3 separate regions of the Homo sapiens genome follow, and all the other regions are linked to region 1. The links are chromatin contacts, found by Hi-C or POLR2A ChIA-PET in ENCODE. All regions are on one chromosome and are shown on one strand. The core of a region is the stretch at or near the end of the contact, and the rest is flanking DNA. Distances in the headings are between cores, read along the strand shown.

Region 1 (4,498 bases), core at 715-3,214:
TTGACTCACTTATTTAGATTAAGTCTTAATAATGCATTAGGAAACCCAATTATAGTCCATCTACCCCTAAGATGCAGCTGTTTCAACATTTCCATACAGGATTCTTACACATCTATAAATGAAATAAACTATACTGGAGGAATGAAGCAGCCAATGCATGCAACAAGTTATATAGGCAATAATGTTGCTTTCAAAGGAGTTTTTGTTTTGTTTTGCTTTGTTTTTCAAATGGAGTCTCACTTTGTTGCCCAGGCTGGAGTGCAATGACACCATCTCTGCTCACTGCAACCTCCGCCTCCCGGGTTCAAGCGATTCTCCTGCCTCAGCCTCCCGAGTGGCTGGGATTACAGGCCCGCGCCACCACACCCGGCTAATTTTTGTATTTTTAGTAGAGACGGGGTTTCACCACGTTGGCCACGATGGTCTCGAACTCCTGAGCTCAAGTGATCCGCCCGCCTCAGCCTCCCAAAGCGCTGGGATTACAGGCGTGAGCCACCGCACCCGGCCGAAAGGAGATTTTTCATCTGTTATCAACAACTGGCTTGATACATAAAGATCCAGAAGCATCTTAAGTTTTCTTCGTCACTTTTTCATTTCACAGCTTATGTTTTAAAAGTCAGAAATCCCAGAATTAAGTAAAGTCTTAAAGCAAGCTAGTGGTAAGATAGAGCTGTACGGACTTCTTCATCAAGGACTTCCATATCTTTCCAACAAGAAACGAACCAATATTCATCATTAAGCACCAGCTCCCAATTTCCCAACTTCCTAGATACCATTCCTATGCTATATGTAACCCTTCTTCACACAACGTCAGACTTACCCACACATACACCATCAGTCCCCAAGTCTCCCACATTGGCACAAAAGCCTCTCAACATTCATCTGGTTACTAATCAGGGACCACTTCCTTCTTCCACTGATTCTGCACAGGCTTCATATCGCCTACAATCGCTTTTTCCATTTCTTCCACAACACTAACTACTCAAAGCGACAAAAGAACAAGTCCCTTTTCCCCAATCGTAAACAGCTTTTTAAAACTCTATACACCTCCTTCCCACTCAACCCCTTTTCTTAGTGTCTATCCGCCTTTGTTATTCAGAAGGTGTAGGGTCTGGGAAAATCTCACTCACCTCATGCTATAGGCACCAGCACCCAGTTCCTGGCCGATCCCGGACAGGCTAGCATCAAAGTCCTGCACCAACCCGGATTCAATCACTTCGTCGGCCAGAGGCAGCTTCAGAGCCCAGGCCATCCTGGCTCCTTCCTTGCCCCAGGAGACACCGTGTCTTGTACAAAGGCGCGGAGGGTAATTCTACCCAACAGGAGTAACGCAAACCAAGAAAACTACAAACCAAGGTTTCCCACGCAGTGCCCACCAGCCACCCCCAAGCCCGACCAGCACTGCTCTGTGCACAACTAATCTCCCGTACCCTTGGCTGCTCGTTCTTGGCTGCCCCAGGTTCCAAAATCCCCCCTGCCCAGCTCTCAGGAACGTGAGGACCCCTTTGCTCAACTACTGCAGACTTCCCAGAGGCAGCTCTGGACTCCCGCACTCCCACTCCTCTTGAGAGTTCGTAGTGGTGGCTTGCTGCTTCCCAGTCAGACCAGCAGCAGCCGCAGGAAGCCAGCCCGGCGCTCCCACGCTGCTTTTGCACCTTTTCCCCCGCCCCTTTCTGCTGGAGGCCCCCTCCCTCCCAGGTCTCGCTCTCTCTTTCCCCTCCAGGCCTCGCTTCCGGTCAGTCCCACGATCACTTCCGGTCACCCCTTCTCAACCCCACGGCTTAGAACCAAATCCAGGTTTCCGCTGAGCCGACTTCTCGCCCTCTGTAGCCCCCCACGGCCTGGAAACATGGAAGGAGAAAGTCCAGCACAGGCGTAAAACCTAGACTCGCCAGGCCCTTCCACCGTCCGCCGCCCCAGCGCCAACCAATCATGGCGTCCTCTTTCCTCGCCTGCCCGGCGAACATGACGTCACGCTGTCGTTCGCCTATAAAGAAGAGACCGCGTCAGTCTCGGCAGCGATGATAGGCGGGCTGCGCCACGGCTCTGCCCCCGAGATGGGCTGGGCGATCACGGGGAGGACCCGGCGTGCAAGTGTCCGGGTTTAAACGTGTATCCGTGTAGTTACCAGAGTTCTGGTATTCGCTACCCATCAAGTCGTCACCCTGAGCCATGGAAGGAGCCCTTCTTCTAGCCTTATGAACCCACTCCACCCCTGGCGGACTCTTGACGGCTTCCCAAACGCTCCTTACGTGTGTGCGCTTGCTCCTGCCCATACTCCTGTCTCCTTAAACTCACCTCTCCGGAGGTCAAGACCCTGCATAAGTCCCACTTCCCTGTATATTCATTTTATCTTCGGCATCCTCTCTAATGCATTTGAACAGAAAAGCATGAGATCAGTAAAAATGTGGTTTTTAGGCCGGGCGCGGTGGCTCACGCCTGTAATCCCAGCACTTTGGGAGGCCGAGGCGGGCGGATCACCTGAGGTCGGGAGTTCAAGACCAGCCTGACCAACATGGAGAAACCCCGTCTCTACTAAAAATACAAAAATTAGCTAGGTGTGGTGGCGCGGGCCTGTAATCCCAGCTACTCGGGAGGCTGAGGCAGGAGAATCTCTTGAACCCAGGAGGCGGAGGTTGCAGTGAGCCGAGATCGCGCCATTGCACTCCAGCCTGGGCAACAAAAGTGAAACTCCGTCTCAAAAAAAAAAAAAAAAAAAAAAAAAAAAAAAAAAAAAACAGTGGTTTTTAAAAGGTTGTTGTGCTGGTATGGGGTGTTGGAATTTAAAAGATCTGAAAATCAGAGTTTAGGCTGGCGTCTTCATTTGCTACTTTGGTGTCTTCAGAACAATTGCTTAATGTCACAGATTTAGCTTCCTCGTTTGTAAACGGGAGTGGGAGTAACTTTATCTGCTCCACCTTCCTCCTTTGAGGATTGAGTAATAATGGCCATTGTTTATTAAGTATCAACTACTGCTAGGAACTTTATTACACTATGAGTAGTCCTCAAAGCGATCTTGGAATTAGAATTATAAAGCTAAATTTAATGACTCTTATTTTATCAGTAAGAAACCAAGGCTAAGCCCTTAAATTGGCCGGAGCTAAATTGACATGCCAGCTTCAGAGCTGATTCCAAAGCCTGGCATTTTTCGTTACAAGACATTGCCTTTATGTGAAAGTCTTGGTTCATTGTTGTATTCCGTTGCTGAATTTTTTAAAATCTGCCTTGACTTATACTTTTGTATATATCTGCCTCTCTCACTAGATTGATCTAAAGAATAAGGAATAGGTCTTTTTCAGGCTTGCGTTCTAAATATCTCCTACTATAGTTCCTGCTTTCAACAGGACTTTTAAACATGTTTATTGAATTTAAAAAGGAATGAAAAAGGAATAAGAGAACCAAGAAAAAGAGAGAAGTTGACATGAAGATGGCAACATGTTGTGCTGGTATGGGGTGTTTCAGCCACAGGCATCTCTCTGAAGGCTCCAGGCTTAAACCTGCCGTCTTACCTTGGTAAGCCCTAGGATCAAAGTCTTAGCTCATTCTGGAGACATTCAGTATCTCTTTAAGCCATCTTTTCTTCCCATGAGCCAGTTCTATCTCAAAATGTGTGACTGTGGATAAAGGAATGGGTCCTGGGCTCATAGACAAAAAGAGAGATGTCACATGGAGATCTGAGGGCTCAAAGTTTTTGGGTTTTGTTTTTGTTTTTGAGATAGAGTCTTGGTCTCTCGAACAGGCTGGAGTGCAGTGGCGCAATCTCAGCTCACTGCAACCTCCATCTCCCAGGTTCAAGCAATTCTCCTGCCTCAGCCTCCCGAGTAGCTGGGATTACAGGTGTGTACCACCACACCCGGCTAATTTTTGTATTTTTAGTAGCGACGGGGTTTCACCATGTTGGCCAGGCTGGTTCTGAACTGACCTCAAATGATCCACCTGGCGCAGCCTCCCAAAGTGCTGGGATTACAGGCGTGAGCCACCGTGCCCGGTGGTCAAAATCCTTTGTAAACCAGCATTGTACTTAGGGTATTTTTAAACCTCTCTTAGATAGAGCCATGCCTTGTTTGACCATCAGCTCCATCTCTAGCTGTGTAATCTCAGGCAAGTAACTTTACATCTCTGAGCCTCAGTATTTTAATGCATAAATTAGTGAAAATAATACCTCCCCCTAAAATTGTTGTGAGTATTTTTTTTTTGAGACGGAGTCTCGCTCTGTCACCCAGGCTGGAGTGCTGGAGTGCAGTGGCGCGATCTCAGCTCACTGCAAGCTCCGCCTCCCGGGTTCACACCATTCTCCTGCCTCAGCCTCTCCGAGTAGCTGGGATTACAGGCGCCCGCCACCATGCCCAGCTAATTTTTTTAATATTTTTAGTAGAGATGGGGTTTCACCGTGGTCTCCATCTCCTGACCTCGTGATCCGCCCGCCTCGGCCTCCCAAAATGCTGGGATTACAAGCGTGAGCCACCGCGCCCAGCCTGTTGTGAGTATTAAATAAGGT
Region 2 (4,498 bases), core at 697-3,196, 250 kb after region 1:
ATTTTCTCTTCTGAATTTTTGCAATCTTCATGGTTTATATAATATTACTCATTAACATATACCCTGTTTCCCTGATAAGCCTGTTAAGCTCCCTTGGAGATATATATTTTAGATTTCTCTGCCTCTACAGTGTTACTTGGGCCTGTTCATTAGTAGGTGTTCAATACATTTTTTATTAGATTGAATTAAAAGCATTCATATTTACTAAGTACTTTCTATGTGCCTGGGATTGGTTGAGGCTCTGTTGAGTATACAGAAGGGCATAAGAAAAATAATCATTGCTTTCAAAGAACTTATAATATTTTAGTAAGCTAAAGTCAACATATAAAGTACTTAAATAACCACAGCATGACAACTGCTATAAGAAAGGTATGAAGTGCCTTGAGAATTCTGGGGAGGGTGAGATGACATCTGTTAGGGGTATCAGGGACAGTAGAATAAAGAAAGGCTTCTTGGAAGAGGGTGGCTTTTGAGATTAACTTTGAAGGATGGTTAAGATTTTGATGGACAAAAATGGGGATGAGGGTAGGATGTGAATTCCAGATTCAAGATGACAGGATTAGTAAAGAGATTGATGGAGTGTGTGGCAATGAACACTAAAACGCAGAGACTAGACAGGAGGCTTATACAGGACATCAGAAATACAATTCTGCTTCAGGGATACTGAAGCCCAACCTTGTTTCCAATTTCAGGACCAACACAAAGGATGGTAAGCAGGGGTGGAAAGTTTTAACATGTATCAGACTACCTTCCCCAACTGTAGCTTCTTTAGGGGCTGAGAATTATTTGCAACAATTCTTCCCCTGACCCCAATTTGGACCTACCTGAAGTCTGGTATGATAGTGCATATAAAACAAAAGGCCCCACGGCCGGGTGCCATGGCTCACGCCTGTAATCCCAGCACCTTGGGTGGCTGAGGCGGGCAGATCACCTGAGGTCAGGAGTTCCAGACCAGCCTGGCCAACATGGTGAAACCCCGTCTCTACTACAAATACAAAAAAATCAGCCGGGCGTGGTGGTGGGGACCTGTAATCCCAGCTACTCAGGAGGCTGAGGCAGGAGAATCGCTTGAACTGGATAGGCGGAGGTTGCAGTGATCCAAGAACACGCCATTGCACTCCAGCCTGGGCAACAAGAGTGAAACTTCGTCTCCAAAAAAAAAAAAAAAACAAAAAAAACAACAAAAAAAAAACAAAAAAAACCCAAAAGGTACCTTTCTTTTTCTTGAGGAGAGAGGGTTGCTTCGATTTTAGCCAGCCTCTCTTTTCTTATAAATCCAAATCAAATTTAATGCATTATTCATGATATTCTAACCTTGTGTTAAGTCAGTAGTTCTGTTGCTAAATAATAGTTTGCCTTAGATCATTTCCTGGAAAAGTTCGAAGCCTTTTTGTGGAATTGCTTCAACAGTCATCCTTAGCTCGACCCTGTCCGTGTGTTTTGCTTCTGACTTGAGACTCAAGAAGAAGACCTAAGTCATAGTGAGACTGTGAGGGAGCCTGACACTGCCTGCCTTCTTCAATTTAATGCTCTTTAATCTGGCCATTAGCTCAAGGAAAAACAATTAATTTTAGAAGGCCCTCTCCCCTCATCCGCAATTACCTCCTCCTGCAATCGCGAAGGATGTTTGCCCGGAATTTAAACATCATCTCCCAAGGAATGAAATCAGAATAGGCAAAACCGACACTTTCCCAGTTTTCAAGGGTCAGGTGCAGCTGCAAATAGAAGCAGAGATTTTCTAGCAAGCAGTTGGAAGGACCTTCACGCCCAGAGGCCCCTGAAGGGAGGGAGGCGGTTTCCAAGGCAACCGGGCCCGGGAGCGGTTGGCTCCCCGGCTCCTCCCCCTCCCCGCGGTAGCCCAGGGTACCGCCGGACAGCGTCCTCCCGTGCTCCGCGCCCTGATTGGCTGCGCAGGCCTCTCGCTGATTGGTTGCGGCGGATGCCTCGCGGGCCGGTGGCTATGGAGGCGGCGGCGGTTGATGGTTGACCGTTGGCTCCGGGGTGGGGGTCGCCGTTCGAGTGATCTGCTCAGACCCGACCAGAGGGCGCGGGCTGCTGATGCTTGGCTTGGAGCCCGTGGGGGAGACCTAGTTCGGCTCCGCCATGCCGGCCGCCGGGAGTAACGAGCCGGACGGCGTCCTCAGCTATCAGGTAGGGCCCCGCCTCCCGCGCCTCCCGCTCCTCCCCGGGGCGCAGCCTCCTCATCCTCTGCCCACCCTCCTTCCTTCTGCCCCCGAGCCCAGGCTTCCCAGGCCGCTCCCTGAGGGCGAGGGGAGGCCAGCCCGGGACACCAGGGGGCGCTCCGGGCGGTTGGGGACCAGGCCAGGGCTGCGAGAGAGTGACCTTGGGCCGAACCTGGGATCTGGCCCATCTCTGCCGCATCCCTTGCGCCGCCCGCCCAGGAGCCCTGACAGCCGGCGGGCGGCGACCTCTTGTTCTCCTCGCGTCTTTCTGTTGGAAGGGGCCGGCGTCTGGCCTCGCGTTGTCCTGCCAGAACGTGGGCAGAAAGGGTAGCAGGGACCTTGCTCTGGTGGGGCACGTCTTCTCTTTGTGTTTTTATTTCTGGGGGTTTCTGGTTCCTCAGTGGTTCAGAGGAAAAGCCAGAAAAGACTCTGGAGGCTGGGACCAATCCCTGATAGGGTGACCCGGTTTGTGACTCCCTCTGCCCCATTGAACAGACACCTGAAAACTTCTGGGTAGGGACTGCAAACTGGGCTGAGGATGTGTGGAGGGGTCAGGAACAGGTGCTTATTTAAGGGAATTAAAAAACCAAGGTTAAGTAACTGGTATTGGAACTGTTGGGGCGGCTAATGTAAGGAAAAGCATTGGACTAAGTGTTAGAGTCTGTAGTTTGAAATCCTACCTCTGCCTCACACAAACTTTGTGACCTTGAGTAAGTCACTTGCCTCTTTGAACCTCAGTTTCCCCAGCTATTAAAATGGGAATAGTTATGTCTGCTTTGCATGCTTCACAGGGTTGTTTTGAGGATCAGACGAAGTGCTGTTTGTGAAAGGGCTTTGTGGAGTAATGTTTATTGTGTGACACTCAGTGAATGAGTGGCAGCCCATTGAATTCTCACTCCCCGTTTCCTGTGCAATCAGATGGTGTGGTTTCTGCCTTGGAAAGAGGGTTGGAAGAGGAGGCAAGTCTGAAGTACAGGGCTCTGAAGAGGGTAATGGGCCATCTCAGGAAGGATGACACGTCTTGGAAACAAGTGCCATGTTGACCTCAGGGATGGTTTCCCCGAGGAGGCAGGGAAAATATCCTGAGTTTGCAACAAAATGAGTATCAGACACTGACTCTCTCCTCTTCTTCCTGGTTAATAGTTTGCTACAATTAATAGAAGATACATCCTTCTTTCCTTGCTCTGTCTGAAAAGAACAATATCTAAGATTTTGGAAAATGCATATCTAACCCCCTTAAAGCCTATTAAATGTATTCAATCTCTGTTTGGGATACAATGGTAAGAAAAAATAGGCAATGTTCTTGCCCTCCTGGAGCGTATCATTTAGTGGGGGAGGGGAGAAGTACTATTTTTAATCAAATATCACACAAATAAATATCATAAACTGTGATAAATGCTTTGAAGAAAGATAGGCAGTGCCATAAGCGTGTATAACAGTGGTTCCAGACATGGTCTCAGAGAAGATTTTGCTAAGGAAGAAAATCTGGGCAAAGAGCTAAAGGATGAATAAATGTTAACTGAGGGAAGAGGGGGATCACAGGGCCTGAGAGGCAAAGAGAACAGCTACACAAAAGACCTGTGGCAGAGGGGGACACACCTGGTTAGAGACCTGAAATGAGGCCAGTGTGGTGCAGCAACAAGGAGCGATGAGGGGAATGGTATATGAGATGTGTTCTGGGGTTATAACACACAGGGCCATTTGGAGCCCATGCTGAGGAAGTTGACATTTATCTGAGGAACAAGGGGAAGCCACTGAAGGGGTTTAAGTAGAGGGGAAAGGGGAGAGAGGGGGTCTCTCCTAACCGGGAGAGAGAGAGAGGGCATGAGAGAGTAAATGAGATCATGAACAGATTTTCTTTTTTTTTTCTTTTCTTTTTTTTTTTTTTTGAGATGGAGTCTTGCTCTGTCGCCCAGGCTGGAGTGCAGTGGTGCGATCTCCACTCACTACAAGCTCCGTCTCCCAGGTTCACGCCATTCTCCTGCCTCGGTCTCCGGAGTAGCTGCGACTACAGGCGCCTTCCACCACGCCCGGCTAATTTTTTGTATTTTTAGTAGAGACAGGGTTTCACCGTGTTAGCTAGGATGGTCTTGATCTCCTGACCTCGTGATCTGCCCGCCTCGGCCTCCCAAAGTGCTGGGATTACAGACGTGAGCCACCGTGCCCGGCCCAGATTTTCCTACTGAAAGATTTCTTTGGCTGCAGTGGGGAGAATAGGTTGGAATGGATGTGAGGATACAGTGTCCTTAACATGCAGAATGTTTACAGGTTATATTATTGAGGGCATCATGACCCTTAGGTTTCTGTTAGTGTTC
Region 3 (4,498 bases), core at 1,101-3,600, 250 kb before region 1:
AAGGAAATATCTATAGCTGGAGATAAATGGCAAAGTTGTCCAGCCAGGTAGGTTCCCAAAAGTATTTTAATTTTCTTAATGATTATGTCTGGGGTTACTTTGGTACTTTTCTTACAAGCAAACTTTGTGGCCATAGGCCTCTCCATTTTAAAAAGAATAATTAAATTCTCTACAAAATTACTTTCATTCTCCTTTGCTGAGGGCTTTAGAATCTTCCAGTCCTGTGGAGTTGCTCAGTTTCTTCCCTGGATCCTGTTTTCAAAAACAGACAGAAGGGCAACCCGCTCGGGTCCCCTTCCACACTGTGGAAGCTTTGTTCTTTCGCTCTTCACAATAAATCTTGCTGCTGCTCATTTAAAAAAAAAAAAAAGGAAAGGAAACAGGCCACAGACAGAAAACAGGCCACTGATTGCCTCAGGATTAGGAATGCAGAAGGGAGGATCACAATGGAGCAAGAGTAATCTTTTAGGGGTGATGGATATGTTCATTTATCTTGGCTGAAGTGATGGGTTCACAGGTATATAGATATGTCAAAACTTATCAAACTGTACACATTAAATATGTAAAGTTTATTATATGTCAATTCCACCTAAAAAAATCTGTTAAAAATGGAATAGATACAATATTTATAAAATACATGCAGGTTATAACAAATCATGAAACAACAGAACACTCCCTGTATCCATCACCCAGTTTTTTAAAGTAAATGTTTACTATTTTTAAAAAATTATTTTTTTCTGTGTTCCCTAGCCACCCTAAAGCTCAGGCCTTTTTCTTTTTCTTCTTTCTTTTTTTTTTTTTTTTTTTTAAAGAGATAGAGTCTCACTATGTTGCCCAGACAGGATTTGAATTCCTGGGCTCAAGGTATGCTTCTGTCTTAGCTCCTCAGTAGCTGAGACCATGGGCACCCACCACTGTGCCCAGATTCGGGCTTTCTTGTAAAAAGCGGATGGATGCTTGAAACTATTTTCTGAATCCCTTTGGCTCCCAAATGTGAATATTCTGGGAAATATTTTTATCCAAATTAGCTGAGTAATCGAGTAGTTAGGCACATTTTGAAGACTGAGGCTTGTCCTTTAAAAGAAGGGCAGCCCACAAACTGACTTCCTTGAGCCAAAAATTGTTTTAAAAGGGGAAGTACAGCCCAAAACAGTGATTTTAAAATATCAACAAAAAGAGTCAAATTCTGTAAAATATTTAAAGAGATTTATTCTGAGCCAAATATGAGTGACCATGTCCTGTGACACAGCCCTCGGGAAATCCTGAGAACATGTGCCCAAGGTGGTCAGGGTACAGCTTGGTTTTCTACATTTTAGGGAGACATGAGGCTTCAATCAAATACATTTAAGAAATACATTGGTTCAGTCCAGAAAGGCAGGACAACCCGACGCGAGGCAGGGAGCTTCCAGGTTATAGGTACGTTTTAAATTTTTCTGGTTGACAATTGGTTGAGTTTATCTAAAGACCTGGGATCAATAGAAAGGAAATGTCTGGGTTGCAATAAGAGTTGTGGAGACTGAAGTTTTATTATGCAGATGAAGCCTCCAAGTAGCAGGCTTCAGAGAGAATAGATTGTAAATGTACTTAAGGTCTGCGTTGATGTGAATGCCGGCTTGAGGTATAATGAGGCATATCTGACCCCCACTTCCCCTCATGGCCTGAAACAATCTCTCAAGTTAAATTTTAAAAGCGCCCTGGCCAAGGAGAAAGTCCATTCAGATGGTTAGAGGCCTTAGAACATTATTTTTGGTTTACAAAAACGTTGAGTTGTGAACACTGAGAGCCTCTGCCCAGAATGTAAAAGAGAGAATTCTTGCTGACTGTGGCCGGGCATGCATGTCCTTTCACTTCCTTTTTTTTTTTTTAAAAAAAAAAAAAAAAAAAAAAAAAACAGGGTTTGGGCGGGGGAAGTAAGGGGGATGTGTTATGATAAAGGGGCCTTGGCAGCACTCTTCTGGTGTGGTTTGACCAGGCTCCACCCACGAATTCTGTTTTCTTTTAGAGGTCACTGGAGAGCCCGGTGGGGTGTAAGTACACTGCGCTTATAAAACTCTAGCAGGAAGCTAGCAGCTGTCTCCAAACCCAGAGAAGGGGAAACAGGAATCGATTAGGAATAAAGGATTATAATCCACTTTCCTTCTGAGGAAAAGCTGGGAACCTTCTCATTTTGCCTTATGAAAACTAAGCTGAATCGACTGCTGCCAAACATCTATTAGGCAAAATTGGCCTCTTGCCCATGATTTGACTTTCCAGCACAGCCAGTTCTTTTTCTCCTCTGCAGCTGATTGGCTCTGGAGTGTGGCCAGAAGCCTCTCTCCTGCAATTAAAGGAGTCGGGTCTCTAACTGTTGATCTGTTTTTTTCCCTTCTGAGCAATGGAGCTTACCATCTTTATCCTGAGACTGGCCATTTACATCCTGACATTTCCCTTGTACCTGCTGAACTTTCTGGGCTTGTGGAGCTGGATATGCAAAAAATGGTTCCCCTACTTCTTGGTGAGGTTCACTGTGATATACAACGAACAGATGGCAAGCAAGAAGCGGGAGCTCTTCAGTAACCTGCAGGAGTTTGCGGGCCCCTCCGGGAAACTCTCCCTGCTGGAAGTGGGCTGTGGCACGGGGGCCAACTTCAAGTTCTACCCACCTGGGTGCAGGGTGACCTGTATTGACCCCAACCCCAACTTTGAGAAGTTTTTGATCAAGAGCATTGCAGAGAACCGACACCTGCAGTTTGAGCGCTTTGTGGTAGCTGCCGGGGAGAACATGCACCAGGTGGCTGATGGCTCTGTGGATGTGGTGGTCTGCACCCTGGTGCTGTGCTCTGTGAAGAACCAGGAGCGGATTCTCCGCGAGGTGTGCAGAGTGCTGAGACCGGTGAGTGAAAGGGTGTGAGGAGGACTAGTTAGTAGCAGCTATTATCATAGAGGGCAGGCCTGTCAATTTCAGGTGGCTGAAACATTTTAACATAAAAAGTAAACTACTAGAAAATACTGTAGAATTTTTTAAAATTTTAGCGTGGGAGAGAAGCTATAAAGAGAAAGATTGATAAATCTGAATATAAAAACTTAAAACTGCTATAAAGAAAAAACCTCCTGGCCGGGCACAGTGGTTCACGTCTGTAATCCCAGCATTTTGGGAGGCCAAGGCAGGCAGATCGCTTGAGGTCAGGAGTTCGAGACCAGACTGACCAATATGGTGAAACCCCATCTCTATTAAAAATACAAAAATTAGCCAGGCATGGTGGCAGGTGCCTGTAGGCAGGAGAATCGCTTGAACCTGGTGGGGCAGAGGTTAAAGTGAGCCAAGATTGCACCACAGCACTCCAGCCTAGGCAACAGAGTGAAACTCCATCTCAAAAAAAAAAAAAAAAAAAAAAAGAAAGAAAGAAAAAAAAGAATAAGAAAAAAAAACTCCCCAAAACAAAGTTAAACTACAAAACAAGCTTGGAAAAAATATTTGCCAGGGATGATAGACAAAGGGTTAACTTCCCTCATGTTAAAAGACATTACATGTCAATAAGATCAATATTTTTCAATAAGAAAAACAAAAGGGAAAATGGGCAAATAACAGGAACAGAAATGTAAACCAATTATAGGACAAAAGTGCTCAAACTTAAAGAGTTAATTAAAGGAGATACTAATTTTACCTATTATACTGTTAGGGACTTCTTTTAAGGTCAGTATAGGGTTGGGGTGGGTTTAGGGGACTGGACACCACCATACACATTAGAAGAGGTACCCTCTTTGGGTGGTATCTGATAATATCAAAATTTAAACCACACATACTCTTTTATCCACATGCAAAAACTTGTCCATACACAAGAATATTAAGTAGAATTTGTAATTGCACAAACTGGAAATAACTGAAATGTCTATCAATAGGATGCTATGTAAGTGAGTTGTCATATTGTATAAAGGAACACTGTGCAGCTGTCAGAAAGAACAAGAAGAGTTATCTGTGCTGATACTTAAAAATCCCCAAGGGATAATGTTTAATGAAAACAAAAAGCAATCAAGCCACAGAATGTTAGGTAGAGCGTAGGCCCACCACATGCCCATTGTGTGAGGCAGGGAGAGGAGATACATATATGTGTATAAGTTAATGGGAATGACAGACAAGTAACTATTAACAGTGGTTGCCTTTGGGGAATGGGATTGGATTCAGGGAAAGAATTACTTTTCATTTTAAACCTTTCCGTAAAGTCTGTAATTCTTTATACCTGTATGTAGTTTTCACATATTACCCTTATTATTTTTAGCTAGTTTAAAATCGTTTTATATTCTGAACAAAGTTGAAGATATGGATATCTTAACATTTGAATTTACTCTTCTGGGGGAAAGGCATGTTTTGTAATCCCCAGTTTTCATTTTTTGTTGAGACAGGGTTTCCCTCTGTCACCCAGGCTGGAGTGCAGTGGCATGATCACAGCTCACTGCAGCCTTGACCTGCTGGACTCAAGCAATCTTTCCGTCTCAGCCTCCCCACCCTCCCAGCAGCTGG

Evidence for each region. A loop is a pair of places that touch in the nucleus more often than their neighbours do. ChIA-PET counts read pairs that join two places held with the same protein, here RNA polymerase II (POLR2A). Pooled maps may share reads with other maps.
Region 2: a loop to region 1 is called in a pooled map, with 5 times the contacts of the local background. The contact joins the promoter of SLC4A8 here to the promoter of TFCP2 in region 1. A Hi-C loop is called at or near these places in 5 of 50 pooled maps. POLR2A ChIA-PET finds 5 or more read pairs at or near these places in 2 of 52 experiments (WTC11 and activated T-cell).
Region 3: a map of sigmoid colon shows a loop between it and region 1 (20-fold over the local background). The contact joins the promoter of TMT1A here to the promoter of TFCP2 in region 1. A Hi-C loop is called at or near these places in 1 of 168 maps with a recorded cell type or tissue (sigmoid colon), 1 of 37 single-sample maps with no recorded cell type and 8 of 50 pooled maps. POLR2A ChIA-PET finds 5 or more read pairs at or near these places in 4 of 52 experiments (CD8-positive, alpha-beta memory T cell, OCI-LY7, activated B cell and 1 more).

The regions. Positions count from the first base shown.
Region 1 is chr12:51,171,171-51,175,668 of GRCh38, forward strand. It overlaps TFCP2 (transcription factor CP2), which reads right to left and starts at 1,965. Exons shown (of 15, transcript NM_005653.5): 1 at 1,131-1,965. The coding sequence starts at 1,252. LOC124902933 (a long non-coding RNA gene) reads left to right here and starts at 3,385. Exons shown (of 2, transcript XR_007063307.1): 1 at 3,385-3,513. RefSeq lists enhancers at 1,248-1,297, 1,398-2,145, 2,238-2,287.
Region 2 is chr12:51,422,885-51,427,382 of GRCh38, forward strand. SLC4A8 (solute carrier family 4 member 8) reads left to right here and starts at 1,947. Exons shown (of 25, transcript NM_001039960.3): 1 at 1,947-2,151. The coding sequence starts at 2,104. SLC4A8-AS1 (SLC4A8 antisense RNA 1) reads right to left here and starts at 2,444. Exons shown (of 3, transcript XR_001749147.2): 1 at 2,356-2,444; 2 at 1,603-1,715. RefSeq lists silencers at 1,706-1,915, 2,186-2,395 and an enhancer at 2,506-2,565.
Region 3 is chr12:50,922,665-50,927,162 of GRCh38, forward strand. It overlaps TMT1A (thiol methyltransferase 1A), which reads left to right and starts at 2,351. Exons shown (of 2, transcript NM_014033.4): 1 at 2,351-2,872. The coding sequence starts at 2,375. RefSeq lists enhancers at 1,465-1,674, 2,688-3,231.